Linked DNA regions of Homo sapiens: region 2 is linked to region 1. Evidence: chromatin loops called from intact Hi-C (ENCODE). Cell type or tissue: heart right ventricle. All regions are shown on one strand. Each heading gives the region's core, and the rest is flanking DNA. Links, peaks and the distances in the headings are about the cores only. Region 1 overlaps ARHGAP24 (Rho GTPase activating protein 24). Region 2 overlaps ARHGAP24 (Rho GTPase activating protein 24).

Evidence for each region. Hi-C counts contacts between places; a loop is a spot of excess contacts. Peaks named below come from ENCODE experiments on the same cell type or tissue, not always from the same donor. Only the 100,000 strongest peaks of a DNase experiment are listed, where the experiment ranks them.
Region 2: a loop joins it to region 1, with 2.1 times the contacts of the local background. A loop is called at or near these places in 2 of 110 quality-filtered maps.

What each region holds. Positions count from the first base shown.
Region 1 is chr4:85,587,995-85,603,695 of GRCh38, reverse strand. All of the region lies in intron 2 of ARHGAP24 (Rho GTPase activating protein 24), which reads right to left. Among named protein-coding and RNA genes, the nearest start is that of ARHGAP24, 120 kb to the right of the region's middle. In heart right ventricle, for the core only: no CTCF peak of the experiment used is centred there; no DNase peak of the experiment used is centred there; H3K27ac peaks cover 2,254 bases.
Region 2 is chr4:85,490,262-85,505,962 of GRCh38, reverse strand. All of the region lies in intron 1 of ARHGAP24 (Rho GTPase activating protein 24), which reads right to left. Among named protein-coding and RNA genes, the nearest start is that of ARHGAP24, 23 kb to the right of the region's middle. RefSeq lists an enhancer at 7,512-7,561. In heart right ventricle, for the core only: no CTCF peak of the experiment used is centred there; a DNase peak (open chromatin) is centred at 7,404; H3K4me3 peaks cover 811 bases; H3K27ac peaks cover 4,434 bases.

The sequences.
Region 1 (15,701 bases), core at 4,035-12,034:
TGAATGAATGAATAAATCTTCTGCTATATTTACATCAAGTTTTCTAATATATGTCACCCACATTGTACTACTGATGACAATTTTGGTTTCAGTTTGACTGTCAGCTGAGGAGTGAGAAGCCTAGGAGCATTCTGATTCCCTTAAATTAGGCCTTAACTAGTTTCCTTTACACATCTAATATCTATGTATTAAAAATAAAGATGTTAAGTATTTAAATTTTCTTTACAAGGATGCTTTGGAAAACTTAAGAAACATTTTTATACCTATAATGTCATTAAATAATAAAGTTAGTAAGCTCTTATATGAAGGGAGGTATCAAGGATGGTAAGTGCGTCACAGCTAAGCTGCAACTGTCGGCAGCAGATAGGAAAAAGAATAACAGTCCCACTACAGGTGAATTTTCAAGGTGGTCAACCACCTCCATATGCTTCTAAATAGTCAGCACTTCAAATAAATAATCTTCACCAAAGACAATTTATTATGTGATTTTTCTTATCCCCCAAATTAATAGAGGACAAAAGGCTATGTTAATTATGTAAAAATCTAACCTTAGTTTCTTCTAAAAATGAAACATATTTATTTGTTTACTATGATTAAGCAGTTTATTTCCTCACAGTACCAAAAGGCAGAACAAAATAAATTGGCTGGTACATTTTAAAAAGCAGCATTTTGCTCATGTTACTGAGGGTGCATTTTTATTAGCTTGAAAGATAAAATAATCCCTAACATATTAGACATTAAAATAGAGCAAGTTAATGCAGTGAGGTAATCATGATTAATCAAAAATAAATCTCTCAGTGTCACCTTAAAATGCACATTGCAAGATTTTTCTCTAAAATCCAAACTGAAATTGCTTTTCATCAAGAACTGAGGAATTTAGAATAGGACGCCAAGAGAAAAACATTCAGAAATTGCCATGGTAGGAAGAGATAGGCCACTGTTTGATTCTCCAACTCAGCTGAATTAAAACCACTGAGAATTAAGTATGAGAAAATGCATTACATAATTCTGGACTTATGCATCCATCACTATTCTATTTCCTTTCATTCTTAACCTCTTAATTTGGAATCAGATTAATAAAATAATTTGAATATAGACTAATATATGAATTACCTGAGTTTAAAAGGTGGTATTGCAATAGGTGGAGAGGAGGGAATATCAAAATCATTACATTTTTTATGTGAAAATGTGTCTATGGAGCACCAATGATATGTCTACAGCTCCCTCCCAAAAACAGAATTATGCTTTATTGATTTATCCAATCAACACACTTGCCTGAGCACAACAAAATAGTTGGTGGAGGAGTGAATAATCACTCTATGAGCTTTGAAATCACCTTCTCTCAACTGCCACCCAAATCTGCTCTTAAATTTTTGCGTTTTAATCAGAATGCTGAGATTAATTGCAATCTGTGTGGTCATTAGCTTTGATTATCAGATCTAGCTTGGGAAATTACGTGAGATATGACAAATTTTTCCCTTCAAATACTGCTTTCTTTTTCATGTTCCATGCAGAGTTTTATCTATGTACTATGGTTTCCTTTGATCAATTAAAAAAGATAAAATTCTGGAAATAGCAATGTAAACATCTCCCTAAAAGCTCTATCACGCAGAAAGTCTCTGGCTATCTTCCGTAAGTCTTAGAAAAAACACTGGGCCTTTGTGGGCTGTTCACTAATCTCTGCTCTCTGTCCTTTTTCCTATGCAAGTAATAGTTCTGCATAATGACTGCAGTTGAACCAGTTTTGCCTCCTAGGAAATTTCTAGGCTCCCACTGTGGAAAGTTGGATTCATATGCTAATATTTTGTGGCTAGCAAAGGACAGTAGTCTTATTGAAAATAGTTTTGGAGGACCTGCAAACCCTCGAAATAGCTTTTCCAAGTGGAAAAATCATCACAGGGAAGTTATTTCCTTTTATGTTTACCTACTTGATAAAATATACTATAATATATTTTAATTAATTAATTTAAAATATTTGAATGAAACATTCCATATAGAAAATGCCAAAATTCAGTATACAATAGCTCACAATCTAGGTATTTTTAACATCATTAGTTGCATACTGTGAAAATATTTAATACAGTGGTTCTCAACTGGGAGAATTTGGCAACATCTGGAGAGATTTTTGGTTGTTACAACTGGGGGTTGCCAAGCATCTAGCGCGTAGAAGCCAGGGATGCTGCCAGACACCCTACAACGCACAGGACACACCAATAGCAAATAATTGCCCAGCCTCTAATTCCAATAGTACTGAGTTGAAAATCCCTATTTCAATATAAAGTTAGTTAAAGGGAAGAAGATGAAGTTGTTGCATATAATACCAGGAAAATAGTTCTCTACTAAACAGCTTTTGATGTATTCAAAATACCACAGTTATTTTCAAGTGTTTGTTCATTCATTCATTTACTTATTTAACAAATATTTATTGAGCACCTATTATACAGAAAGAACTCTAAGTTCCTAAGATTACAACCTTGCACAGAACAGTTATAATTTCACTTCCATGGTAGTTACATTCCAGTTGAGAAATGGAAAGCAATACAATAAATTAAAAATATAGACGTGAATAAAAGAGTGAAATAAAAGTCTCTTTAGAATGTTAAGAATAATTAATCAAAAATGAATAAAGTAAAAATATGTAACAAGTCATTAAAATACTGCTATGTTTTGACAAAACTGAGTATATTCTTTTGTCCTGTAAAAGTCACTCTAAGATCATATTCATCCTTTTTAGCCATCACTTGCCAATGAGACTTCTGGAAAAGAAAGTCTGATTTGAGCGTGCATTTTTACATTCTTTCAATAAAAAATGACCAAAAAGCAAAACGAAAAACGTTTTTCAAGGCATGCATCAATTTGAATACATTGCCCTGTGAATTTTTTGTTTTGTTTTGTCTTCATGGGAGTTGCTAAAAGAGTTGAATAAGCGTAGCATATTACGTATTCCTTGCATGAAAAGCATATTTATGAAAACCACATCATGAAAGAGAAGCAGCACAAGTTCTTCAAGTGAGTAGCTTAGCACAGAAATTCCTGGATTATGAAAATACTTTGCCATGTGTGATCTAAAATATTTTGTGGGCTTTTAGCCTTCCAAAGGAAGATACATGATTTCTCTAAGGCACATTAATACACACTTTATTCCATAGAAAAATTTGAATGTGCTGTGTCTTCTAGATCTTTTTCTTTGAAAGGTGAATGCCCCATCTCCCTCTTCTCACGTGGAGAACACAATGGCTTTCATAACTAGTATTCCTGCTCCTTTCATGCTCTACTGAAATCCATTCTGTACCCAATGTGCACAGTGAATTATTTAAACATAAATCAGATCATGTCACTCCCTTTCTTAAAACTCTTCAATAGGTTTTTCCATTACATGCTGGGAAAAAACAATATATCCTTAACAAGAGTCTGAATTACCTGGCCCCTGCCTCTAGCCACAGACTCTTCTCTAGCCCTTCTCACTGCAGTGAATCTGCTTCAGCCAAACTGACCTCCTTTCAGTGCCCATAACCCACTAAGTTCTTTGCTACCCCAGCGTCTTTGCACCTACTGTTGTTCCCTCCTCTCACCCTGGACCTCTCTACCTAGAGGAAATTTGCCAACCTATCCTTTAATTGTCTATTTCAGTACATGATTTTATTTTTCTTTACAACACTTAACATGGTTTATAACTATACTATTTATTTTTAGTTATTAATGGTTTTCCCAAATAAAATGATAGCTCTATGAGGCTCAAACCATGATACCTTATCCTAATTTGACTCCCATCATGAAACAAGTTATTTAGCACACATTTAGGGTTAAATAGAGATTATTTGAATGAACAAATAAAATAAATTTATTTTGTTTTAAAAAATAGTTACTTTTGCAGGCCACAATATGCAAAACATCTATAATTTCTGCAATTATAGAATTTATTAAGGAGATATTATGAAATAGTAAATACAAATAGTAGAGTCACTTTCACTTATACTTAAATTTTATATTTAGAATATGTGTTACATATAATACAAAAAAAAAATAATTTAATAGCAATTCATGTGTATTTCTCAGGGGAAATGTTTTCTTTCAATAAAATCATGAGGTGCCATGCTGTTACATCAACATCAAAGTGTGGTTATTAATATAACACATCCATCAAAAGGAAGTCACCTGGGTAAACAAATCAAATAGAGGTTTTTCTTCCAATAATCATGGATATTCCCAGAAAGTAAGGAGGCTTCTGCTCTATGGAACCTTTATGTAGAAGGATGATTTTCCTAGCATTAAATACTGATTTCTGTTATCCCAGAGAAGACATATACTATAATGGAAAAAGTATAAAATTACAAGATGAACTGAGCTCTGTTTCCATCTCAGCCACTTCTACAGTTCTGGCCTCTTAGACAGGCTGCTCAATACCTCTGCACCCCACTGTCCTCATTTATGAAATGAAGTGTCAGCCTTTCATATGTTTTAATACCCTATGCCAACTCCTTCTTCTAAACATCTCTCCACAGCAAGCTGCTAATCAACTCCTTCTAATCCCTCCTCTCCCTCACTGCTGGAGGCAGAGCAAACCATTTAGACTTGTGTTGTTCAAAGAGGTAGCCACTAGCTACAAGTGGTTATTGAGTATGTGAAATGTGGCTCGTTGAATTCAAATGTGCTTTAAGTGTAAAATACACATAGATTTTGAAGTCAGTACAAAAAGTAAATTAAAATATCTTATTAAGTTTTATATAAATAACATATTAAAATTAATATTTGAGATATATTCCATTAAGTAAAATATATGAATAAAATTAATTTTAACTATTTTATTCTTAATTAGGCTCCTGGGAAATTTAATATAGGGCTCAAAGTTATGACCTGCACTGTACTTCTATTAGGCAACTTGAGTTAGATAGTTTTTTTCAGTCTGCAATTACTTATTTGACTTGAGGAATATTGTAAAAAAAAAAAAACAAAACAAAACAGTGATTTCAAAAATTCCTTCAAATATTAATATCCAAGTTCCTAATAAGTCTAGGATCATATAATCAAATAGGATTATTATTTTGGGTCATGATTAACACTATATGAGATCCAACACTATTCAATTCCTTTATTGATCCTATTCATCTTATTATTTTCAAATAATAATTTCAAGATCCAGAATTCTCAAGGAATCATCACACAATGATCAGCTACTAAGAAAGAGTAAAAAGTTCACAAACACACATGCACTTTCAGCTCTGCCACACATCATTATTGTGATTTGGGAAGAGAAATTTACCCATTTGAGCCTTTGTTTTCATAAATAAAATGAAAGAGAGGGTGTTAAGAGAAATGTAAATTAATCACCCTAAATCTGGTATATCTAAATGTAATGAGTAATTAGAATGGGACATAATTATAAAATATGACAATAGCAACATATTTGGACTATTTGAACTCTTCATATTTCTAGACCTTCTATCTATTTATTAATTAAATGGAAGACAGCTAAAATTTTACTTCTTTTAAAAAGAATTAAATGAGTTTCTAAAATTCAAAAGAAGAACTGATACCAAGTTCATCTTTTGAGAAGTCATGATGTTTCTATATTTTTTTGCTTTATAGTGTGGCTGCATAATGAATAGTAAGACTTCTTATGATATACTAAAATTTAACGTATCCATCCCTTAGGATAGTTTGAAATAATTCTCCAAGTTAAAGTGAAGGATGAAAGGTGCATTTGATAATGTCCCAAGTGTCATCTGAATTGTAACACTACCATTGCATGTTGTAATTTCAGATTTGCAAGTCTTCAGATATCTTCACTGATATTTTAACTGGGAAATTTGCTCGTTTAATTTCATCTGTTACATCTGACTTACTCTAGGCTCAACTGATAGAATATTCTGAAAGTTAATTTCACATACTCTTTAAGATTCTCTACTTTTCAACCTGTTGAAGCAACCATTCCAAATGGAAATATCAAGGTATTTACAATAATGGCTATAATAAAAGTACCACCTATTTAAATATGTAACATTCTCATTAAGCAAACATTTATTTAATGTCTCCCAAATACCAGTGTCTAGTCAGAAAAAAAAAAAAGTTGCTGCCCTAAAGGATTATAAATGTTATATTTTCAAAGAGATTCTACGTAAAACAGATTCTAAGATCTTTCCAGTAGCCATATGACTGAGAATAAAGGTCCCAAACACAGACAGACTTGGGGGATAGGTAATGTTCTTTTTTGCACCTTACCCCTCACCCTTTTCAGCAATTCCTACCCTCCTTCCCCATCCGTCCCTCTAGGCATCACTTTGCTCTTCTCCAATAATGACCTGGTTTTCTCAAGTAACCACATAACTCGAAGTAAGCATTTAGCTGTCAGCCCTTAGACACAGTGGAAAGGTGTGGGTGATATTTGATGGAAAGGAGGAGAATTTGATTAACTCCCTATAAATGAAGAAAGCAAAATCAATAAATTTATCTTTTATGTTCCTGACAACCAATTCATATCAATAAAACCAAACCTTACATCTTAAGATTGGTTAAAGAATACTTTCTAAGCTTGATTTCTAACATGTAATTTATTCATGAAAGTAACACATGTCTACAGAAAGTATATGTTGAAATACTAAGGATAATAATGAAAACTGAAATCTTTGCTTTTGAAGAAACAGCATTTTTCAGTGACAGACTGAGTACACTGCATGAATCTGTTACTTATTGTTCCTTTAATGTGGATATCTTCTTTTTGTTTACAAACGATGGATTTATATGTTTTTAAAGTAATTTTTTTTAAAAATATATTTGGACTTAAAATATTATGATATCTAGTTAAATAATGAAACAAAATATGGACATTTTGAATAACGTTGAAAAACAGTAATGGTAAACTTGAAATTGGATCCCATACTCCTAATTGTGTAGTAAAAAAATCTAGTTATCAAATGATGTAATAGCTTCTTTTTTTAGAACACCTAGGGAAAATTATGGATATTATGTTGAACTGTTTTATATACAAATATTATTCCATTTGTATTTCAGAAGAGTATGCAGGATTTCAGTCCCTTGGATTTGCCATTTTGTGTTTCAGAAAAGCTGGTCTTAAAACTGGGAGACAATTAAGATTATGGGAAGAAAACACATACAGGATTTTAACTGCCTTTTCATAACCACTGGCATCTCAAGCTAAGCCAGAAAAGAATTCCTTGAACCCCTGAGAAGGCTCCATCTCTTTTCTCTTCTCTTACCTCATCCAGCACTTACACAAACATCACTGGAACAACAACACTTTTTATGGCAGACAAAGCAAAAACTGGGAAATGTCACACACATGAGTTGTTTTTGAACAACTGCTATATTATAAAGCTCAGACCTTGACTGCTGATCTCTTTGGCTGCCCACTCTCCACTTCATGTTTGACCTTCAATGCTGGCACAATTCTGGCTCCATTCCCCAAAGCATAAAAGATAGCAAAGTATGTAGAAATCCTTGAGATAAAACTGGACTCATAAAACTGCATTGCTATTTTCTTCAAAGAAAACTAAAGCACATTTCCAAGCATTATTTGGTTTCTACTCATCATATTCCATTCTGTTTATACCAAAAAGCTTTGCTGGGTTACCAGTAACAATACTAGATAGGTAAGAAAAATCATTTTCATGTGCAAAATAATATTTCCTTTTAAGTAACATGTCATCAGCTCCCTGATGAACGTATCTACATGCATCCTAGGCATTGGCATGCAGATAGGAGCTGGAGATTGGAGCAGAGTCAGTTCTTAGCAATAAATCAGACCAAGGGACTTTTATGTTATCTTTTAGATCATCATTACAAAGTCAACCCTAACATTTTGCTAATTACTATAGTATGACCAATCAAATAGAGCCAGTCTTATGGTGATAACCATACCTAGCATTAGTTATCAGACTCCTTAGGAAGTGAATATAGTTTATATAATTCATATAATTCACATGCTACACCTATCTTTGGGATTTTTTTGTCATTACGTCAGTCTCCCTGAAATCATCCTGGGAAGCTTGTTTTCATTTTCCCCCTTCTTATCTTATACTTGTTTCATAAGTCTTATTTGTATTTCTTCACCCATCCTGGTTATCTAACAGCATCTTTCCATTATGTTCCCTAAAGTCTTTTACATAATCCTCAAAGGAAAAGAAGGAACTGATTTTGTAATTCGGTAGAGATATTTTGCATTTATGAGCAAATGCTACACACTGAAGTTCAGCGAGAAATTAGACCATGAATTTCAACATAGGTAAGCTTGGCTTGGTTCTTTAAAGGAAGTTTGCCACTTTGCCTCATGCCTACCAGATAACTATAAATACCACCTGACTTGTTTATAGTTGAGTGCTTTATGTTATCACTTTCTAGGAACAAAACGAACTGAGCGCAAAACAAACAGAATGTACCCTTGGTCTGCCAAGAGATACTCATTTCCGACAGGAACTTCTACTGGGTCTCTGCATGGAAAGGAACTTTCCAATGCCTGATATGTTCCATCAACCTGAGAAAGAGGTTGTTCTCTTACCATGTTTGGTTTATTAGTTCAATATATACTGAGTTATTGGATTGGAGGGAAGTTCTCACATTGTGAAAAGTCTGTTCAATTCATAGGTTACATTATTTATCCAAGCCTGGGAGAAAAGGGAAAGTAGGCTGGGGTAAGCATGGATGTAGAATAGCAATATGGTGAAGGGAAGAGAGCAAGACTGTTACAAAAAAAAAAAGAGGAGAAAGTGAATAGGATTGCAATGTTTGTTGGTTGAGTCACTGTACTTAAATTCATTTTTCTAAATAGACTACATTACTTCCCTACATGCAGAAACATTGAAGAAAAAATTGGGTTTTGTCTAGTCTCTTTTTCACCTCATACGTAGTTAGATAAATTTTAAACAATATTTTAGTTATTTTTGTTTTTAAATTTAAAGACATTGGTGAATGAACTAGCAAAATAATGTAGGTGATTTTTATGGGGCTACAAAAGACTCCTTGTGCCACATACTGTAGAAAGAATAAGTCACTATTGCTTTCTGAGGCACTCTTAGTGTTTTTATTCCTTGATTCAAAAGAGATGGACAGAAAGTAAGATTCCCTTTTTTTATACTAATTAGAAGGCAATTCAATGGCTTTTGAATATAATATTGTGATGGCAGATAGGTATCATCTCTCCTTCTAACTTTGACCAAGTTTTTGCAGTCAAATAGAATGCTATGTTGTGAAGGATTTCAAAGTTCTGGAAGTCCTAGTTACAGCGATCAGACAAGAGAAAGAAATAAGGGGCGACCAAATTGGAAAGGAAGAAGTCAAATTATCCTTGTTTATAGATGATATGCTCTTATGTTTGGAGAAACAAAGACTCCACCAAAAAACTATCAGAACTAATAAACAAATTCAGTAAAGGTGCAGGATACAAAATCAACAAACAAAAATCAGTTCTGTTTCTGTATGCCAATAGTGAAAAATCAGAAAAAGAAATCAAGAAATTAAGCCTATTTACAATAGTTATAAATAAAATAAAATACCTATGAATTAACTTAAGCAAAAAAGTGAAAGATTTCTACAATAAAAACTATAAAATACTGCTGAAAGAAATGAAAGAGGATATTAAAAAAAGGAAAGATCCCATATTCACAGAATGGAAGAATCAAAATCGCTAAAATGTCCATACTACCCAAAGCAATCTACAGATTCAATGCAATCCCTATAAAAATACCAATGACATTCTTCACAGAAATAGAAAAAAAATCCCCAAATTTATACAGAATCACAAAAGACCCGGAATAGCCAAAGCTATTCTGAGCACAAAGAACAAAACTGGAAGAATCACATAACCTGACTTCAAATTATACCACAAAGCTATTGTAACTAAGAGAGCATAGTACTGGCATAAAAGCAGACATATAGACCAGTGTAACAGAATAAAGAACCCATAAACAAATCCACACATCAACAGTGAGCTCCTTTTTGACAAAGGTGTTGAGAACATACATTGGGGAAAGGACAGTCTCTTCAATAAATCATTCTGGGAAAATTGGATATTCATATGCAAAATAATGAAACTGGACCCCCATATCTCACCGTATACAAATCAAATCAAAATGGATTAGGATTTAAGTATAAGACTTCAAACTATGAAACTACTAAAAGAAGTATTGGGGAAACTCTCCAGGACATTGGACTGGGCAAATAATTCTTGAGTAGTATCCCACAAGGATAGGCAACCAAAACAACAATGGACAAATGGGGTCACATCAAGTTGAAAGGCTTCTGAACAGCAAAGGATACAATCAACAAAGTGAAGAGACAACCCACAGAATGGGGGAAAATATTTGCAAACCACTTATCTGACAAGGGGTTAATAACCAGAATATATAAGCAGCTCAAATAACTCAATAGAGAAAAATCTAATAATCCAATTAAAATGCAGGCAAAAAATACCTGAATAGGCATTTCCCAAAAGAAGACATACAAATGGCAAACAGTTATATGAAAAGGTGCTCAACATCATTGATCATCAGAGAAGTACAAATCAAAACTACAATGAGATATCATCTCACCAGTTAAATTGGCTTTTATCCAAAAGACAGGCAATAACAAATGGTGATGAGAATGTGGAGAAAAAGGAACCCTCATATGCCATTGGTGGGAATGTAAATTAGTACAATCACTATGGAGAACAGTTTGGAGGTTCCTAAAAAACTAAAAATAAAGCTACCATATGATCCGTTAATCCCATTGCTAGGTATACAAAGAGATATCTGCACCCCCCATGTTTATTGCACTGTTCACAATAGCCAAGAATTGGAAGGAACCTAAGTGCCCATCAACAGTTGAATAGATAAAGAAAATGTGGTATGCAATGAAGTACTATTCAGCCTTTAAAAAGAATGACATCCTTTCATTTGGAACAACATGGATGGAACTGGAGTTCATTATGTTAAGTGAAATAAGCCAGGAACAGAAAGACAAACTTTTCTTGCATATTCTCTCTTATATGTGGGAGTTAAAAATTAAAACAATTGAACTCATGGAGATAAGACAGTAGAATGACTGGTTACTAGAGACTGGGGAGGATAGTGGGGTCAGGGAAGTGGAGATGGTTAATGTGTCCAAAAATATAGTCAGATAGAATGAATAAGGCATAGTATTTGATAAGACAAGAGGTGACTATAGTCAATAATAATTTAACTGTAAATTTTAAAATAACTAAAAGAGTATAATTAGATTGTTTGTAACACAAAGACAGGATAAATGTTGAGGTTATGGATACACCATTTAAGCTGATGTAATTATTACACCAGAATTATTAAACCAGAATATATAAGGAGCTCAAATAACTCAATAGAGACAAATCTAATAATCCAATTAAAATGTGGGCAAAAAATCTGAATAGGCATTTCCAAAAAGAAGACATACAAATGGCAAACAGTTATATGAAAAGGTGCTCAACATCATTGATCATCAGAGAAGCATTCATCTTGTATACTTGTATCAAAATAGCTCATGTACCCTATAAATCTATATTTCTACTATGCACCCACAAAAATTAAAAGTTAGAGAAAACAAAGTTCTTTGTCAGGCCAGTGGGGAAGGAGTGCTAGGACAAAATAGGCAAGTCTGCTTTAAGAGGGAAGGAACAGTGGGAGTCACATCTGACAAATCCAGCCCAAGGTCACGGGTCAGATTATAGAGCCAGAGGTTTTCAAAATTGCTTTCCCTTCTGCCATGATACACATAATTGGTAGTATGCTAACAATAACAAAAATTTGTTATTGTGGTGGTGTGGGGAGTGTGGTTGGTTGGCTGTGGTATGGTAATACTATTAACAAACATTTACATCATATTTTCTGTATGCCAGGTACCATGCTAAGTGCTTCATACATAGCATCTCATTTAATCCTCACAAGAATCCTTTGACATAGTTTTGACTTACCCTCACTTCCCAGAACTCTAAATCCACTTCCCTCCTTTTCCCTTGCAATGAAGAAAATGTCAGAGTGCACGTGAGTATTACAGGGATAATCTTGAGCCGCTGCAATTTATAAAAAGTAAATCTTTCTCAAGCTAATACTTTAACTAATGACTTGTGAATTTATGTGACTTGTGACTAATGGCTTGTGACTTGTAACTAATGACTGTGACTTGTAACTAATGACTAAGTCTGACACAAGAGTATGTTGACATTAGAGTTGAGCACTGCAGTATTACACTTTGCTATTCTTGTTTCCCAGACTCACTCCCTAATTCCAAACTAAATGTGATGGAAATGTGTGTTTCTGATAAAAGTAGAAAGCAGATGAGCATTGGTAGATATGTGATTACCAATCCCCCAACCATGCAAGAAAATCTGTTAAAAAGGCAGATCTAGTCGGGCATGGTGGCTCACGCCTGTAATCCCAGCACTTTGGGAGGCTGAGTTGTGTGGATCACCTGAGGTCAAGAGTTCCAGAGCAGCCTGGCCAAAGCGGTGAAGCCTCATTTCTACTAAAAATACAATAATTAGCCAGGCATGGTGGCGCCATGCCTGTAGTCCCAGATACTCAGGTGCCTGAGGCAGAAGAATTGCTTGAACCCGGGAGGCAGAGGTGGCAGTGAGTTGAAATTGTGCCATTGCACACCAGCCTGGGCTACAAGAGCAAAACTCCATCTCAAAAAAAAAAAAAAAAAAAAAAAAAAAAAACCCAGCAGATTTTACAGGTTAGTGCTGCATGGGAAAGGCATTATAAATAATTTTTGTACAGCCTTTCATTTTGCAAATATGAAAACTAAGACTGATGGTTTTAATTTATATTTGACTACTCTTTATTTTTTTCCTGTACATATTTTTAAAAGTCATGACAAATTTCTTTAAAAAGTGAAGATCCTTATGTTAAATTTTAAATAAACAGATATTTCAGTCTACTTAAAAGTACAATAATAATTTTGATGAAAGTTTTGGGGAGTTTTCAGTAGTAAAATTAGTTTTACTATAAAGTATGTTCTTTTGGAGGAAAACCACGGCAGACAGAAAGTACTCAATGAGTGTTTATTTTAATTAGAAAAAGAAGGAAAGGGTCAGGTGTGGTGGCTCACACCTGCAATCCCAGCACTTTGGGAGGCCAAGGCAGGTGGATCACCTGAGGTCAGGAGTTCAAGACCAGCCTGGCCAACATGGTGAAACCCCGTCTCTACTAAAAATACAAAAATTAACTAGGCGTGGTGGCATGCACCTGTAGTCCCAACTACTCGGGATGCTGGAGCAGGAGAATCGCTTGAACCCAGGAGGCAAAGGTTGCAATGAGCCGAGATCTCACCACTGCACTCCAGCCTGGGCGACAGAGCGAGACTCCATCTCAAAAAATAAAATAAAATAAAATAAAAAATAAAAAGGAGGAAAGAAGAAAGGGAGAAAAAAAGGAAAGGAAGGGAAGGGAAGGAAAGAAGGAAGGAAGGAAGGGTGGGAGGGATGGAGGGATGGAGGGAGGTGGGAGGAAGGAAGGAAGGAAGGAAGGAAGGAAGGAAGGAAGGAAGGAAGGAAGGCAGGCAGGCAGGCAGGCAGGCAGGCAGGCAGAAAGAAAGTTAGTTTTCTCATTCCAAACAAATTAACATTTCATTTACATTAAACAATCATTTGCTAAACATTAGCATCTTTGTGTTACGAATTCACTGTCTTGTGATTACACAGTAAGTATTACTTTAAGAACAATTTCCTTTTCTTCTAAAAGAGGGATAATCTAAATTAACATGCAAAATGCACATATTAGTAATTAGTCAAACAAAAATGTGGATGGCATGAAAATTTGCAATGTGCAGCAATGGCTTTGAAAAATATCAGATCCAACTTCCAGACTTATAATTAAGAAGGAATTATTTTGTAAAATAAAAAATCCATATTTTATTTTTAAACTCTTGAATCTATTTTGAAAGAATTCTTTAACATATAGGATTAGTATGTACTGCACATATTTATTAAAGTATTTTGACCTAATGGCAGATGCTCCAGCCAAAGAGATCTCTCTAGCTATATCCCAAGAGGAATTATTAGTTTCAAAAGAAAGGACCCAAAGGATAGCTTGATATTGGGAAGCGAAGGAAACAAAAAATATATCTCTGGCCGGAGATGTAGAAGATATTAACAGGAACCAGACTCATTAATTACCTAGTAAGTTTTCAGGCATGGTCCCAAAATGGTCACTACCATGATTACATGAGAAAAAGAACTTACTCAAATATTAATTGTAACAAATAAAAATTCCTGTCCCTAGTCAAGTCAATCAGTCCTACCATCTCCTATCCTCTGGCAAGTTGTGTTTTTTGTTTGTTTTAGTTTTGTATATGTGTGTTAAAAGGCTAAAATAATGAATGACATATGAATAAAATACACATTTCAAGAACTATCAAAATTTCAAGCTAAAAGAAACATTAGATGTCAACCCAATGCAATCTTCTACTGGTTTAAGATGAGAAAATGAGGATCCAGAGTCATTAACTGGCCAGGCTTTAGGTGGCAGTTAGGACTAAAATCCACTGCTAGGACTCTGACATCGGCCAGATCACAATTCTGTTTGTTATCAGACATAATTCACCTACATGCAAATACCCACAGAAGCTTCACTCTGCAAAACTATAAGGAGGTGGTGAAGTTTACAGAATCTCTATTCATTATATGCCCACATCTCTGAGGCCCAATGCAATTTATTTTACAAAGTTGTCTTCACCTACAAGTTTCACCTTGCAGGTGATTTACCTCTGAGAATATTATCTGATGGCCTTTAGAGAGGAGCCAACTTTTTATGCTTCTCCATTTCAAGTCAGTTCAACATTAAATTAGAAACTTCATGGAGCAGAAAGAGTGGTTTAGTATTCAGGGTACAAAGTCTTCAACAATAACTGTCTTCATACTCTTCCTATGCATGTTAGAAACTTTGTATTGATAATAAAATACTAAAATTGTTGAAATCTTAGAAATCAAATAAAAATTTTGTTTATTTTAAACTCTTAATTACTTATTTAAAACTATCTCAGAAAGAAAAGTAGAAGTCAATAATATATACTTCTCTGTAATGAATTTCTTATCATCATTACACTTTAAAGAATCAGATGCCCACGTCCAAAATGAATTTATGGTACTTCTTCAGTCCATAGACATTAATTGAGTGCATACTGTGTGCACACAATGTGCTATATGAGAGGGTCCCTGGACTCAAGGGGTCACAATAAGACAGGCGAGCTAATAGCGACCTTACATGAAAAGTGCTATCAAACAGATATTTGCAGGACTCAGAATTCAGATGAGAAAGCCACTAATTTCCACCCCCATCCTCCAGGCTGGGCAGAGAATGAAGAAGGGAATCATGGAAGGGCAGAAAGGCATGAAACATGCTTTTATTTTCTCTTAAAACAACAAATGAAAACTATTACATTAAAAGGCAGCAAGAAGCATTTAGCAAGCACAAAACGTCAACAATTAAAAAGCAACAGCAGGCTTCTGTGAAGAACCCAATCATGTGCATGCATAGCATTTAGTGACTGGCTGATCAAGAAAAGCAACTCTGCCTCTTGGTGAGGCTGACAGTGTGTTCAAGATAAAGGCAGGGATGACTGAGAAATCCCTTGGTGATGAGGTTACCAGCCCACAGGCCTGTTTTCCCTCTGCATGTTATCCCCTCAGCCCAGCATATCCTTCCTTCCTTCTCTTTGCATGACAGTCTTCTTTCTTCTTTAGATCTCAATTTAAA
Region 2 (15,701 bases), core at 3,851-11,850, 98 kb after region 1:
GAAAACTAACAAGCAGAAAGGAATAGCATCAACATCAACAAAAAGTACATCTACACCAAAACCCCATCTGTAGGTCACCAACATCAAAGACCAAAGGTAGATAAAACCACAAAGATGGGGAGAAACCAGGGCAAAAAGTTGAAAATTCTAAAAACCAGAGCACCTCTTCTTCAAAGGATCGCAGCTCCTCACCTGCAATGGAACAAAGCTGGATGGAGAATGACTTTGACGAGTTGATAGAACTAGACTTCAGAAGATCGGTAATAACAATCTTCTCTGAGCTGAAGGAGCATGTCCTAACCCATCACAAGCAGAAGCTAAAAGCCTTGAAAGAAGGTTAGACAAATGGCTAACTGGAACAAACAGTGTAGAGAAGACCTTAAATGACCTGACAGAGCTGAAAACCATGGCATTAGAACTTTGTGACGCATGCACAAGCTTCAATAGCCAATTTGATGAAGTGGAAGAAAGGGTATCAGTGATTGAAGATCAAGTTAATAAAATAAAGTGAGAAGACAAGTTTAGAGAAAAAAGAGTAAAAAGAAACAAACAATGCCTCCAAGAAATATGGGACTATGTGAAAAGACCAAATCAACGTTTGATTGGTGTACCTGAAAGTGACAGGGAGAATGGAACCAAGTTGGAAAACACTCTTCAGGATATTATCCAGGAGAACTTCCCCAATATAGCAAGGCAGGCCAACATTCAAATTCAGGAAATACAGAGAACACCACAAAGATACTCCTCGAGAAGAGCAACCCTAAGACACATAATTGTCAGATTCACCAAGGTTGAAATGAAGGAAAAAATGTTAAGGGCAGCCAGAGAGAAAGGTCTGGTTACTCACAAAGGGAAGCCCATCAGACTAATAGCAGATCTCTCCACAGAAACCCTACAAGCCAGAAGAGAGTGGGAGCCAATATTCAACATTCTTAAAGAACAGAATTTTTCAACCCAGAATTTCATATCCAGCCAAACTAAGCTTCATGAGTGAAGGGAAAATAAAATCCTTTACAAACAAGCAAATGCTGAGAGATTTTGTCACCACCAGGCCTGCCCTAAAAGAGCTCCTGAAAGAAGCACTAAACATGGAAAGGAACAACTGGTGCCAGCCACTGCAAAAACATGCTAAATTGTAAAGACCATCGATGCTATGAAGAAACTGCATCAATTAACAGGCAAAATAATCAGCTAACATCATAATGACAGGATCAAATTGACATATAACAATATTAACCTTAAATGTAAATGGGCTGAATGTTCCAATTAAAAGACACCAACTGGCAAACTGGATAAAGAGTCAAGACCCATCAGTGTGCTGTATTCAGGAGACCCGTCTCATGTGCAGAGACGCACATAGGCTCAAAATAAAGGGATGGAGGAAGATCTACCAAGCAAATGGAAAACAAAAAAAGGCAGGGGTTGCAATCCTAGTCTCTGATAAAACAGACTTTAAACCAACAAAGATCAAAAGAGACAAAGAAGGCCATTACATAACGGTAAAAGGATCAATTCAACAAGAAGAGCTAACTATCCTAAATATATATGCACCCAATAGAGGAGCACGTCCTGATTCATAAAGCAAGTCCTGAGTGACCTACAAAGAGACTTAGACTCCCACACAATAATAATGGGAGACTTTAACACCCCACTGTCGATATTAGACAGATCAATGAGACGGAAGGTTAACAAGGATATCCAGGACTTGAACTCAGCTCTGCACCAAGCAGACCTAATAGACATCTACAGAACTCTCCACCCTAAATCAACAGAATATACATTCTTCTCAGCACCACATCGCACTTATTCTTAAACTGACCACATAATTGGAAGTAAAGCACTCCTCAGCAAATGTGAAAGAACAGAAATCACAATAAACTGTCTCTCAGACTACAGTGCAATCAAATTAGAACTCCAGATTAAGAAACTCACTCAAAACCACACAACTACATGGAAACTGAACAACCTGCTCCTGAATGACTACTGGGTAAATAACTAAATGAAGGCAGAAATAAAGATGTTCTTTGAAACCAATGAGAACAAAGACAGAACATACCAGAATCTCTGGGACACATTTAAAGCAGTGTGTACAGGGAAATTTATAGCACTAAATGCCCACAAGAGAAAGCAGGAACGATCTAAAATTGACACCCTAACATCACAATTAAAAGAATTAGAGAGGCAAGAGCAAACAAATACAAAAGTTAGCAGACGGTAAGAAATAACTAAGATCAGAGCAGAACTGAAGGAGACAGAGACACAAAAAACCCTTCAAAAAATCATTGAATCCAGGAGCTGGTTTTTCAAAAATTTCAATGAAATTGATAGACTGCTAGCAACACTAATAAAGAAGAAAAGAGAGAAGAATCAAATGGATGCAATAAAAAATGATAAAGGGCATATCACCACCAATCCCACAGAAAAACAAACTACCATCAGAAAATACTATAAACGCCTCTATGCAAATAAACTAGAAAATCTAGAAGAAATGGATAAATTTCTGAACACATACACCCTCCCAAGACTAAACCAGGAAGAAGATGAATCTCTGAATAGACCAATAACAGGCTCTGAAATTGAGGCAATAATTAACAGCATACCAACCAAAAAAGTCCAGGACCAGATGGATTTATAGCCGAATTCTATCAGAGGTACAAAGAGGAGCTGGTACCATTCCTTCTGAAACTATTCCAATCAATAGAAAAAGAGGGAATCCTCCCTAACTCATTTTATGAGGCCAGCATCATCCTGATACGAAAGCCTGGCAGAGACACAACAAAAAAGAGAATTTTAGACCCATATCCCTGATGTTCATCGATGCAAAAATCCTTAGTAAAAAACTGGCAAACTGAATCCAGCAGAACATCAAAAAGCTTATCCACTACGATCAAGTCGGCTTCATCCCTGGGATGCAAGGCTGGTTCAACATATGCAAATCAATAATTGTAATCCATCACATAAACAGAACCTACGACAAAAACCACATGATTATCTCAATAGATGTAGAAAAGGCCTTCAACAAAATTCAATAGCACTTCATGCTAAAAACTTTCAGTAAACTAAGTATTGATGGAACATATCTCAAAATAATAAGAACTATTTATGACAAACAAAGCCAATATCACTCTGAATGGGCAAAAATTTGAAGCATTCCCTTTGAAAACTGGCACAAGACAAGGATGCCCTCTCTCACCACTCCTATTCAACATAGTGTTGGAAGTTCTGGCCAGGGCAATCAAGCAAGAGAAAGAAATAGAGGGTATTCAATTAGGAAAAGAGGAAGTCAAATTGTCCCTGTATGGAGATGACATGATTCTATGTTTAGAAAACCCCACCTTCTGAGCCCAAAATCTCCTTAAGCTGATAAGCAACTTCAGCAGAGTCTCAGGATACAAAATCAATGTGTAAAACTCACAAGCATTCCTATACACCAATAACAGACAGAGAGCCAAATCATGAGTGAATTCCTATTCACAATTACTACAAAGAGAATAAAATACCTAGGAATCCAACTTACAAGGGATGTGAAGGACCTCTTCAAGTAGAACTACAAACCACTGCTCAACAAAATAAAAGAGGACACAAACAAATGGAAGAACATTCCATGCTCATGGATAGGAAGAATCAATATCATGAAAATGGCCATACTGCCCAAGGTAATTTATAGATTCAATGCCATCCCCATCAAGCTACCAATGACTTTCTTCACAGAATTGGAAAAAACTACATTAAAGTTCATATGGAACCAAAAAAGAGCCCACATTGCCAAGACAATCCTAAGCAAAAAGAACAAAGCTGGAGACATCACACTGTCTGACTTCAAACTATACTACAAGGCTACTGTAACCGAAATAGCATGGTATTGGTACCAAAACAGAGATATAGACCAATGGAACAGAACAGAGGCCTCATAAATATCACCGCATATCTACAACCATCTGATCTTTGACAAACCTGACAAAAACAAGAAATGGGGAAAGGATTCCCTATTTAATAAATAGGGCTGGGAAAACTGGCTAGCCATATGTAGAAAGCTGAAACTGGATCCCTTCCTTACACCTTATACAAAAATTAATTCAAGATGGATTAAAGACTTTAATGTTAGACCTAAAACCATAAAAACCCTAGAAAAAAAAACTAGGCAATACCATTCAGGACATAGGCATAGGCAAAGACTTCATGACTAAAACACAAAAAGCAGTAGTGACAAAAGCCAAAATAGACAAATGGGATCTAATTAAACTAAAGAGCTTCTGCACAGCAAAAGAAACTACCATCAGAGTGAACAGGCAACCTACAGAATGGGAGAAAATTTTTGCAATCTACCCATCTGACAAAGTGCTAATATCCAAATTCTACAAAGAACTTAAACAAATTCACAAGAAAAAAACAACCCCATCAAAAAGTGGGTAAAGGATATGAACAGACACTTCTCAAAAGAAGACATTTATGCAGCCAACAGACACATGAAAAAATGCTCATCATCACTGGCCATCAGAGAAATGCAAATCAAAACCACAATGAGATACCATCTCAAGCCAGTTAGAATGGCCATCATCAAAAAGTCAGGAAACAACAGATGCTGCAGAGGATGTGGAGAAATAGGAATGCATTTACACTGTTGGTGGGACTGTAAACTAGTTCAACCATTGTGGAAGACAGTGTGGCAATTCCTCAAAGATCTAGAACTAGAAATACCATTTGACCCAGCCATCCCATTACCAGGTGTATACCCAAAGGATTATAAATCATGCTACTATAAAGACACATGCACACATATGTTTATTGTGGCACTATTCACAATAGCAAAGACTTGGAACCAACCCAGATGTTCATCACTGATAGATTGGATTAAGAAAATGTGGCACATATACACCATGGAATACTATTCTATTCAGACATAAAAAAGGATGAGTTCATGTCTTTGCAGGGACATGGATGAAGCTAGAGACCATCATTCTGAGCAAACTATCACAAAGACAGAAAACCAAACACCGCATGTTCTCACTTGTAGGTGGGAATTGAACAATGAGAACACTTGGACACTGGGTGGGGAACATCACACACCAGGGCCTGTTGGTGGGGGGGTGGGAGGCTGGGGGAGGAACAGCGTTAGGAGAAATACCTAATGTAAATGACGAGTGGATGGGTGCAGCAAACCAACATGGCACATGTATACCTATGTAACAAACCTCCCCGTTGTGCACATGTACCCTAGAACTTAAAGTATCATCATAATAAAAAAGTCTTATGAGTCCCCATATTCCATTCTGAGGCCATGAGCTTTCCACATCTGAGATGATTCATAGTTATTGCTTAATTTAAATGCATCATGTGATATAATTATAACAACATATTTTGCTTAGTTAATCCTGACTAAAATAAATTACTTTAAAAGTTATAAGAAGGAAATCTGGAACAAGAAAAACATTTTGGTAAACATTTATACAGTCCTCACTCTAAATATTCCTAGTTGTTTTAATGAGTTGGTACTTATTAGGACAGTACTATTACCATTTAGTTAATAATCTGTATTCTCAGTAATAAAGTTTTCAAATTATTTTCCAAGGACATATTTCATCACTGATTAATACATTTTTATTCCCTTGTAGAGCCATGGCACTGAAATGAATACCAGGGAACACCAGACTTCTCAGTTTCCAGCACTACAGAAATCTGGGCTGTCATAAGCATCTGGATGAGTACTGTCCCATAGGAATATAATAGAAGCCACATTTTAAATTTTCTAGTATCTACATTAAAAAGGTAAAAAGAAACAGGTGAAATTAATCTTAATAACCTATTTTAAACCCAACATACCCAAAATATATCATTGCAACATGTAAACATACTTCAAAATATTAGTGAAAATTTTATATTCTTTTTTTCATACTATGTCTTAAAAATCTAGTGTGTATTTTACATTTCCAGTACATCTCAATTTGGATGCTAAATTTTATCACAAATACTTAGTTGGTATTAGGCTTCATAAAATTTACAGTTTAAAAAGTAGATCTCCAGAGGTGAGTTGTTCCCCCAATAAGCTTAACTTTTTTTCCAATAATTAAAAATAGTACCGATTATTAAACTTAAATATAAGTTCATTAAAATTAAAGTTAGAAACTTAAAAACTCTGTTCCTCATTCATACTAACCTCAATGCATATGATCATTAGCTGTGCCTACCACACGGAACAGCACAGACCTAGATGAGTCTCTATAGAGATTTCTTCTTCCGTACTCATCTTTAAGCCAAATGTTTCTTTGTCTTATTCTGGTTTATTCTTTGTTGTTTAATGCTTCCCTTCTCTAAGAGGTGATAATGAAAGATAGTCATAGTAGCTAATATTCTAGGAGCCAATCTTGGCCCCACCAAGGCTGCAGGCTAGGTAAGAGCTCTCTTCATTTGAACCTCTGGAGAATATTCTTAATTTTTCATAGCTTCAAATATTTAGACCTTGAATCGTCACCAAAGACAAGAGGAAAACAGGAAACGAAGTGGTGATAAAGGCTTTCTAGTTTTCCTCTAGTATTTCTCTCCCACTTAAAGCCATGTGAATGCTTGCTAGTGATAGTATATGCTATCTTCTGAATGATTCTAAAGCAGAGTATTTCATTAACATTGAAATCAAATAGAGAGATTGTTTATAAAACTAGAGGCTTGAAATTCTAATATGAACTAAACCTATCATCAATGCCCTTTTTAGACCAGTCACTTAGAAGGTCATACATTTATTTTAGCAATGCTGCCATTACCAAATACATATTTATATATTCTTTCAAATGTTGGTATATGTTCTCACTCTAAAATAATATATCTGATTTAAATTCGAAGACATTCTAAGCAAGGTCTAATGAAAGTGATAACCACTTAGTAATAACTACGAAGCAAACAACAACAAGCTGATTATAAATAAGAATAAGCTGTGGAATAAATGAGAGGAGCTTAACTGTGAGGTTTCTTCTCTAATCTCATGGATGACACTAGTTTATACAGTGAAATTCTAAGTTGTCTGAAGCAAATAAAAGAAAAAATAAATGTATGACAATATTTGAAAATAATAAGTTCTCAATTTGTTCCTTTCCTTTTAGAGGGAACTTTCATTTTCTTAGAAGTATGGATAAGTGCTTACTGATTATTAACAGCTACATTTAATTTACTAATACAAGTATCATACAAGATGGTGAAATTTTTCATAAATATTCTTGAAGTTTAGTGTAGAGAAGGCTCACTCGAGCAATCTGTTAGAATCTAGATTCCTGGGATCAATTCCCCACGATTCTAATTCTTCTCTAGGCTTTAGGAGAGAAAGACTGTCTTTAGTCTCTTCACTTCCTTGTGGCTAAGATGACTACACGGGCCTGTGGTCTCCTCACTTCCTTGTGGCCAAGACATCTACACAGGCCCGTGGATTTCCCCATTTGGGGCAGGGAGTTAGGGCTGTTCAGCACGAGGCTGAGCTCACAAACAGGGCACAGGTCACTCTCTTCTAGGGCTCTCCTCCTTTTTCCATTAATATAATTGAAAAATTTAGAATACCAAAGTAAGTAGGTCACAGAGAAGATAGCAACACAACTATTCAGTCTGCTTTCTCTCTAGTGTTGGCTTAAAGGAGCAAGGAAAGCACACACAAAGCTAGCATGGCCAGGCCCAGCTCCCTAGTCCACAAGCCACATCATAATTTGATGTTAGGAGCCAACCCAGGTATAAGATGGCCATTATTTTACTGTGTCCTTAATTCCCCTGTAGTAGGTGTCTGGATGAGATTCAAGATATTAGTCACCTTTGACACATTATCACAAATTCTTGGCAAACAAGTATTTTGTTTCCTCACAAAAATCTCCTTGTTCTTGTTACCAAAGAAAAGAAAATAAACTATTAGCTTGTGCATTTATTTTACTTGCATAAAGGACTCTACACTTTTTATTAACCAACTTAAGAGAAAAAGGAACTCAACCATAATTACCTCTTGTTTTATTTAGAATAGAAATTTACAAGTTGGAGAAGGAAATTGAACACCGAGGGAGACCCAAACCTGGCAAAACTGCCGTGTGTTCAAAGACTGTTACAACAGTAAAACTAAAAAGTTAGGGACATGGTGCTGCATTTCTTTTCCTTTTCTTTCTTTCTTTTGTTTTTTTCCAGACTGAGTTTTGGTCTTGTCACCCAGACTGGAGTGCAATGGCACGATCTTGGCTCACCGCAACCTCCACCTCCTGGGTTCAAGCAATTCTCCTGCCTCATTCTCTCATTTAGCTAGGATTATAGGCCTGCACCACCACGTCCAGCTAATTTGTATTTTTAGTAGAAATAGGGTTTTACCAGGTTGGTCAGGCTGGTCTCCATCTCCAGACCTCAGGAGATCCACCTGCCTCAGCCTCCCAAATTGCTGGAATTACAGGCATGAGCCACTGTGCCTGGCCGGTGCTGCATTTCTTAATTTAGCATAGAAGAACTGATTTTGCAGATATACATTTTTAATGTTGACAATTAGTAGCAGTGGACAAGAAGATAATATATTTTGCATTTATATAATTATTTCAAAGTGACTTCTCTCCCACAATTAATCTTTACAAAATTTCTGAGAAATAAGTATTATTTTCTAGACGCTGAATTTAAAGCTCACAGAAGTTGTTTTCCCAGTGTTACACAGAGTACTTTGACAGAGCTGAGACATGAAACTTTATCTCTAGGTCTCACCAAAGCACATGATTTTGTACCCTGATTGGGCTTGTCAGGAATGGATGGGGCATGGTGGGATTTATTCACCAACATCTGTGACTAATAAGCTCAGTTGGTTGGGATATTTCCAATCCTTTCTTCTTTACTACTTCTATTAGTCACCAAGTTTAATCGTTTTAACCGTTTCATATTTCCTGATTCCATTCCTTCCTCTTTATCAACAGTGTACAAATTCACACTAAACTCGGGGCATTTGCCAAATATCCAATATTCTCATAACACGGCTTTGCATGTGGGTTCCCTTTGCCCAAAATGACTTCCTTCCTTGTCCACTTGTAAACATCACAAAATGACTTTTTTTTGGTTCATTCCTAAATTTCATACTCATTTCTCTGTATTTTGTTGGCGGGACTTTTCTCAGAAAGGATAGACTTTCACCAAAACACATTTGGGTAATATTAATTTCCCAAAAGGTTTTTGACCTGTCACCAAAGTATGGGTGCTAGTGTCCGTAGTTAGACATCTACAAAACTCGTGTGAAAATGTGGTGCAAACCATGAACTATGGGGCACCTAAGACTCTGCCTTTTTTATTATTACCACTTAATATACCCGGGAGCTTGCTACATGTTAATCTTCACAGTGTTGCATGGCCATTTTTATCAGTATGCTGTTGAACTTCACGGTTGTGATTTGAAACCTGTCCAATGTGATGTGACATATATTTGTGGTCAAAAGGTGATCTACACATCATGCAAAACGTTAAAATCTTCTCAAAAGTCAGAGGAGAAATATATTTCTTCAGAGAAGAGTTGTTTGCTGTTGGTTATGAAAAGTAAACAAACAAACATTCCCACCATAGCAAGGATTCCTGTGCACATATTCACAGTAACTGTGATAGACCTATTTCTGCTGAAAGCCCTGTCCTATGGTAAAACTCACAAGCTGTTTCTGTTTTACAAATGCTAAGCCTGAAAGGCACATGCAACCAAAAGCTCTCCCAGATTTCGGCAGGAAAAGGGTGAAAATGCCATATTGATGACTCTCTTATTAAATCTCAGTAAATAAACACCGGTGGTATCTTCCTTTTCATGGTTCCCGGTAACTCTAAACACTCACTCTTCATAAGCCAAGAAGTTACAAAAATGTTGGCATTTGTATAAAAGAAAACAGAACTTTGTAATCACTAAGTGTGACTAGGAGGAAGAGTGCTTCACTGAAAGAAAGAGTTCGCTATTCTATTTATGATAAAAGATGAAAATCTCACAACAAAGATAACAGTAGGCTAACTACTTCCCATGTTCTCTAGGGTTTGGGGAGCTACAAAGTCAAAATGAGACACAAACAAATTCTATAAAATATGTGATACTATAAAAGGATTAAAATTTTCTTTCACTATCCAAGAGAAATAATGCTGACAGTCATAAATTACAGCTAAGGAGAGACAGCTGAGCACTGAATCACTCTCATGCCTCTGTCTACTTCTATGTAGGCATCAGAAAATGCTTTCAACGCCTGCCATGCTGTAGAGTATTACATTCTGATACACTGTTAAAAATAGACACACTACTAGTAGTCAATCTCCCCTCATATCCTGTAATTCCTGATTAATAATAGTAAAATTTTTCTGGGCCAGGCACGGTGGCTCACGCCTGTAATCCCAGCACTTTGGGCGGCCGAGGCGGGCGGATCACCAGGTAAGGAGATTGAGACCCATCCTGGCTAACACGGTGAAAACCCGTCTCTACTAAAAATATAAAAAAATTAGCTGGGCGTGGTGGCGGGCGCCTGTAGTCCCAGCTACTCGGGAGGCTGAGGCAGGACAATGGCATGAACCCGGGAGGCAAGGCTTGCAGTGAGCCGAGATCGCGCCACTACACTCCAGCCTGGGCAACAGAGTGAGACTCCATCTCAAAAAAAAAAAAAAAAAAAAAAAAAAATTCTGTACTTCTGTACTTACTTGACTTGGCCTACTTCTCCCCTTTTCAGCTTCTACTAGCCGCTCTCTTCCTTCTGACCCTTTACCTCTTCGCTGAAACCCGGAAACAAATCAAGGAAAGAAAGAAGTGTAAAGATACTGTTCATACTCGGTCATTTATAGGTCATGTCTTTCAGGAAGACAAAATGGTTTGTAAAAGTGGAGGGTCATTTTTGGCTCAGGTCACTCTTTTTTTTTTTTTTTTTTTTGAGACGGAGTCTCGCACTGTCGCCTGGGCTGGAGTGCAGTGGCGCGATCTCGGCTCACTGCAAGCTCCGCCTCCCGGGTTCATGCCATTCTACCTCAGCCTCTCGAGTAGCTGGGACTACAGGCGCCCGCCACCCCGCCCAGCTAATTTCTTGTATTTTTATTAGAGACGGAGTTTCACTATGTTGGCCAGACTGGTCTCGAACTCCTGACCTCATGATCTCCCCACCTTGGCCTCCCAAAGTGCTGGGATTACAGGCGTGAGCCATCGCGCCCGGCCAGGTCACTCTTTTTCTTGAGAGTTTTCATGAAGTTTTATCTTGTATTCCGTTACAGAAACTTGAAAGAAGGCTATTTTCTGTTATTTTATTTCCTACATGACAGACTTAATTTTTTTTATTTTTTATTTTTTTTTTTGAGACAGAGTCTCGTTCTGTCACCAGGCTGGAGTGCAATGGTGCAATCTTGGCTCACTGCAACCTCCACTTCCTGGGTTCAAGCTGTTCTCCTGCCTCAGCCTCCCGGGTAGCTGAGACTACAGGCTCCACCACGCCCAGCTAATTTTTGTATTTTTAGTAGAGACGTGGTTTCACCATGTTGGCCAGGATGGTCTCGATCTCTTGACCTCGTGTTCCACCCGCCTTGGCCAATATTAAAGATATTAAAAGAGTAAAAAAAAAATGTATAATAATGTTACATATAACACAGGAACAGAAAACCAAACACTGTATGTTCTCACTCATTAAGTGGGTGTTGAACAATGAGAACACATGGACACAGAGAGGGGAACCACACACACGATGTTGGGGGATGGGGTGTGAGGGGAGGGAAGTTAGAGGATGGGTCAGTAGGTGCAGCAAATCACCATGGCACATGTATACGTATGTAACAAAGCTGCACGTTCTGCATATCCATACCATTTTTTTAGAAGAAATAAAGAAAAAAAAGAAAACATGATAGAAATATGAGGCTTCATTTTCATATCAACAACAAAGCAAGTATTAAAATCAGTCTATTAAAAAATACAACCTTGATTTGTAGACAACTCACTTAAGTATGTAAATATTCAGGTCAACATGAAGTCACCATAGTTTTCCTTGTAGGTCAAAGCACAAAATTTTTCACGATGAGGAAGAGAAGAAAAGTAACTTAGGAAATAAAGCGTTTTGACCCTATATTCTAAGGCTAAATATTGTACTCTTGTTAGTAAATATTTTTCACAGAAGTATGGATGAACAATTCTGAAAGTACTTTATGTGTATGGAAGATTTAAGCAAATAAGTAAATAGACTGTAGAAAAAAGGAGATACGTTCTTTTGTGAATAAGCACAAGTAACACCCAGATTTTTGGTTTCTAAATTCTATTCTTTAATAACAGAAATCTGGTGTCTTTAGAAAATGATTGACTCATGGGCTGGATCAAATGGAGTACAAGAAGAGCCTAGAGTGTCTTGTGGTACCAGAAAAGAAGAATGTTCAAAAATGATGGTGATATGAAGAAAGGGCACAAGAGCCAACTTAAAGGGCTTCCAATGGTCAAATGTGGACAATTTGAGCAACAAAATAAATATCAGTTGTAATGGATTATAGCTCACAGAATGAAACAGATACCCACGAGTCCATACTGATATACATAAATAATTGAAAGTAAGTAAGTGGGGGGTAAGGGAAAACTTCCGCGTAGAAGAATTTTAACTAATAATGGTAGAAGGAATTATGAAGATAGAAAATCGCCATTTGGCAAACACCATAGTGACAACTGTTTCAGGCAAGAATGATCAATGAGTACAAAATTCATAGCTGAAAGTATGATAGAAAAAACTGGTCATTTACATAGTATCTCTCCACATAATGCTTATTAGTTACAGAAAGTAAACTAGCAACTTTATAGTAGAGAAACCTGGCCAGCCTAGAATGAATAATTGGAGTTAACATCAGTAGTATTTAGACAAATTGACATCATGCGCTTCCTGATATGATGCACTGAGAAGGGGACAGCCCTAATTCTATGGTACTCTTGCCAAAAATGTACAACCTGACTTTTATTATCAGAACACAAAGTGAGAGACATTCTCCAAAATACCTGGTCACTAGACTTCAAAAGTGTCAAGATCTCGTAAGATACGGAAAGACTACCCAGATTGGAGGAAACTAAGAGACATGACAAATAAATGTTGTGTATGATTTCGGTTTGTCTCTTACTCTAGAAAAAGGACATTGGTGAGATAACTGATGAAATTTGAATAACAACTACAGATTAGTTAATAGTATTTTATCAGTGTTAATTTTCTGGTTTTGATAACTCTAAAATGCTAACATTTAGAAAAGGTTATATGGGAATACATTTTGCAATTTTTTATGTTTCAAATTATTTTGAAATAAAAAGTTAAAAAAATAAAATATAGATTTTGAAATGTCCTGTGACACTGAATAGTGACTCTCTTTGATAGTAAATCTCAGTAGCAATAAGTATCATTTGTAACATGAAATGTTTTCAGCCATGTTATCCCGTTTGGCAATTATCCCCATTTAAAAAAATGTTTTAAGTGGCTTGGCACTGTTAGTGAATGTTAGAGCAGACTGACTCTTTAAATATAGGCTTTTTTGAATCCATTATCACAGTAATATTTATCAAACCAGCTGCTTATCTGGTTTTACATTTCCATAAAAGCTTTATGAGGATAGGAGTAGAAAGGAGGAGCTAATAATAATTATACAACAGTTCATTCAAGCAGTTTTGAACAATTAAAGTGAAATATTTAGTCCATGGCTTTGGAGTCCAAAAGAAACGAAGATATCGACCAGGATAGCACATCCTGGAAATGTGTAACTGAAGAAGAAAGAGGGCCAATAAACACCATGACCAGTAATAATAAGAAGAAGGAATAGAGGAAGAAAAAGATCATAAGAAAGTTTGGTCCTTAGAGGAAACTGATATGACAAGGTTCTAGGGTAATAAAGAGAAAAGGCAAAGAACAGAAGAAGGAAGGAAGGGAGGGAAGGAGGGAGGAGGGAAGAGGGAGGAAATACGGGAGGAAGAGGGAATGGCGAGGAAGAGAGAGAGGAAATAAAAAGAACCAAAATGGAAGAAAGACAAAAGACAAAAAAGTGGTTAGAGAAAGAATAGAAACAAGACATTTAACTTCAAAGAGGAAGGGGCCTATCACTTTGAATTAGAATAAAAGTAAATAAGCTGGTGATGTGGTCCCTCACTCACAGCTGTCACCTGCTCAGTATAGTTTCAAATTCATTAGAATTCAGAACATGAAGCAGCTGAAACTTCTAAGGGAGTTCAACTTGAGGCTAATTCAATGAGATAGCACTCCAGACACCCAGAGGCATTAGAGGTTCTCATCACAAGACACTTGGTTGACAGTACTCTGGCCAGAGCCCTCCTTGGGCTAAGAAACAAGTATAGATTCAGGGCAACAGCCTAGATAAAAACCATCAGTTCCAAGTCCCCAGGAAGTACCTAGTGCACACAGAACCCCTCTTGGGACTCCTACTCAGCATAATTGCTCCCTCCAGCCTGGTTTCCACACAGCTGTGTGTGTGTGTGTGTTAAACAGACCCAAGGTGATTTCTGGATAATGTCCAAGTTGAAATACAGCCTAGCTGATTTATTAATTAAAATAATTGAAAAAGTCCAAGAACAGTAAGTGGCAATTAATACCAGAATAGAACAGTTTCTGTTACTTATTTTTATAATTATATTTCTGAATTTGATATTTAAAGTTAAACACAAAAATTAGCAGAGGAAATGAGAGATAACAAAATTGTTATTTTTCTTAAGGGCTTACTTTAAATGGAAGAATGTACCACATTAGCCATCAATAAGCTAAAAAATTATGATCTAAAACCAATCATTAATTATGAAAAAGTTATCAACTTAAAATTACATTATTTTTATGTGATGAATTACAAGACATTTGGTATTATGCACCATTTTGTCATAACCTCCAAGGGGACAAAACAAGATAATAAGGTAATTGATCAACCTAAAGTAACAAGTTTTGTATGACCCTTATAAATACCAATTGCAGGTGGAAAAAAAGATTCAATCTTGCTTAAATAACAGGAGAATGTAAAACTAAACAAACCTATTATATTAAGCAAAGGCAAATAGGAGTTTGCAGAAAGAAGCATTTGTGTTGGAATAAACATATGAAGATGAGAAAAATCTGAGATATTTGGAATTATATTGAGTGGTCCCTGTGGGGAAAATTTTTATTAATAAATTCTACAATTATCAAGGCTTTTATAATGTCTGGTCATACAAGCTCTGTTTTGGGGCAAAATAACAAATCTTTTTGATTCCATCAAATACTAGTCACTGGCCACTAATTCACCACAAACAAAAAGTGCTAAATTCATAGACCTGCAAGAGGTAAATGCATCATTCTAATAAGAGCTAGGGCTAATTAAAACCTTCCTCAAAGCTCCCAAACAAATGTTCCATGGCTTGATTGTTTAACTATAATTCTTAATGGTCAGACAATAATGATGCTTCCCTGCCTCTTATTAAAATCAATTATGGCACGAAATTCAGAAAGGGTAAACTGGTTCATGTGTGAATGAATTCTAAAGAGAATTGTAATTTAACAATGGAATACCAGGAAATTGCAAAGCAAAAGAACTACCAACTCAAGAAAAAGCATCTAATATCTTTATTTCAAAGCAAAGCTCAGATTTAAGGCAAAATATAACCTGGTTCCTATGAACCAGAGGCCTCTGCTGACTGCCTCCAAGCCTGTAAACACAGTCTTAAATTGTTCTAGCTACAATTTATGGGTCAACATTGGTATCAGGAATCAATCTCTAATCTTGTAAGCAAT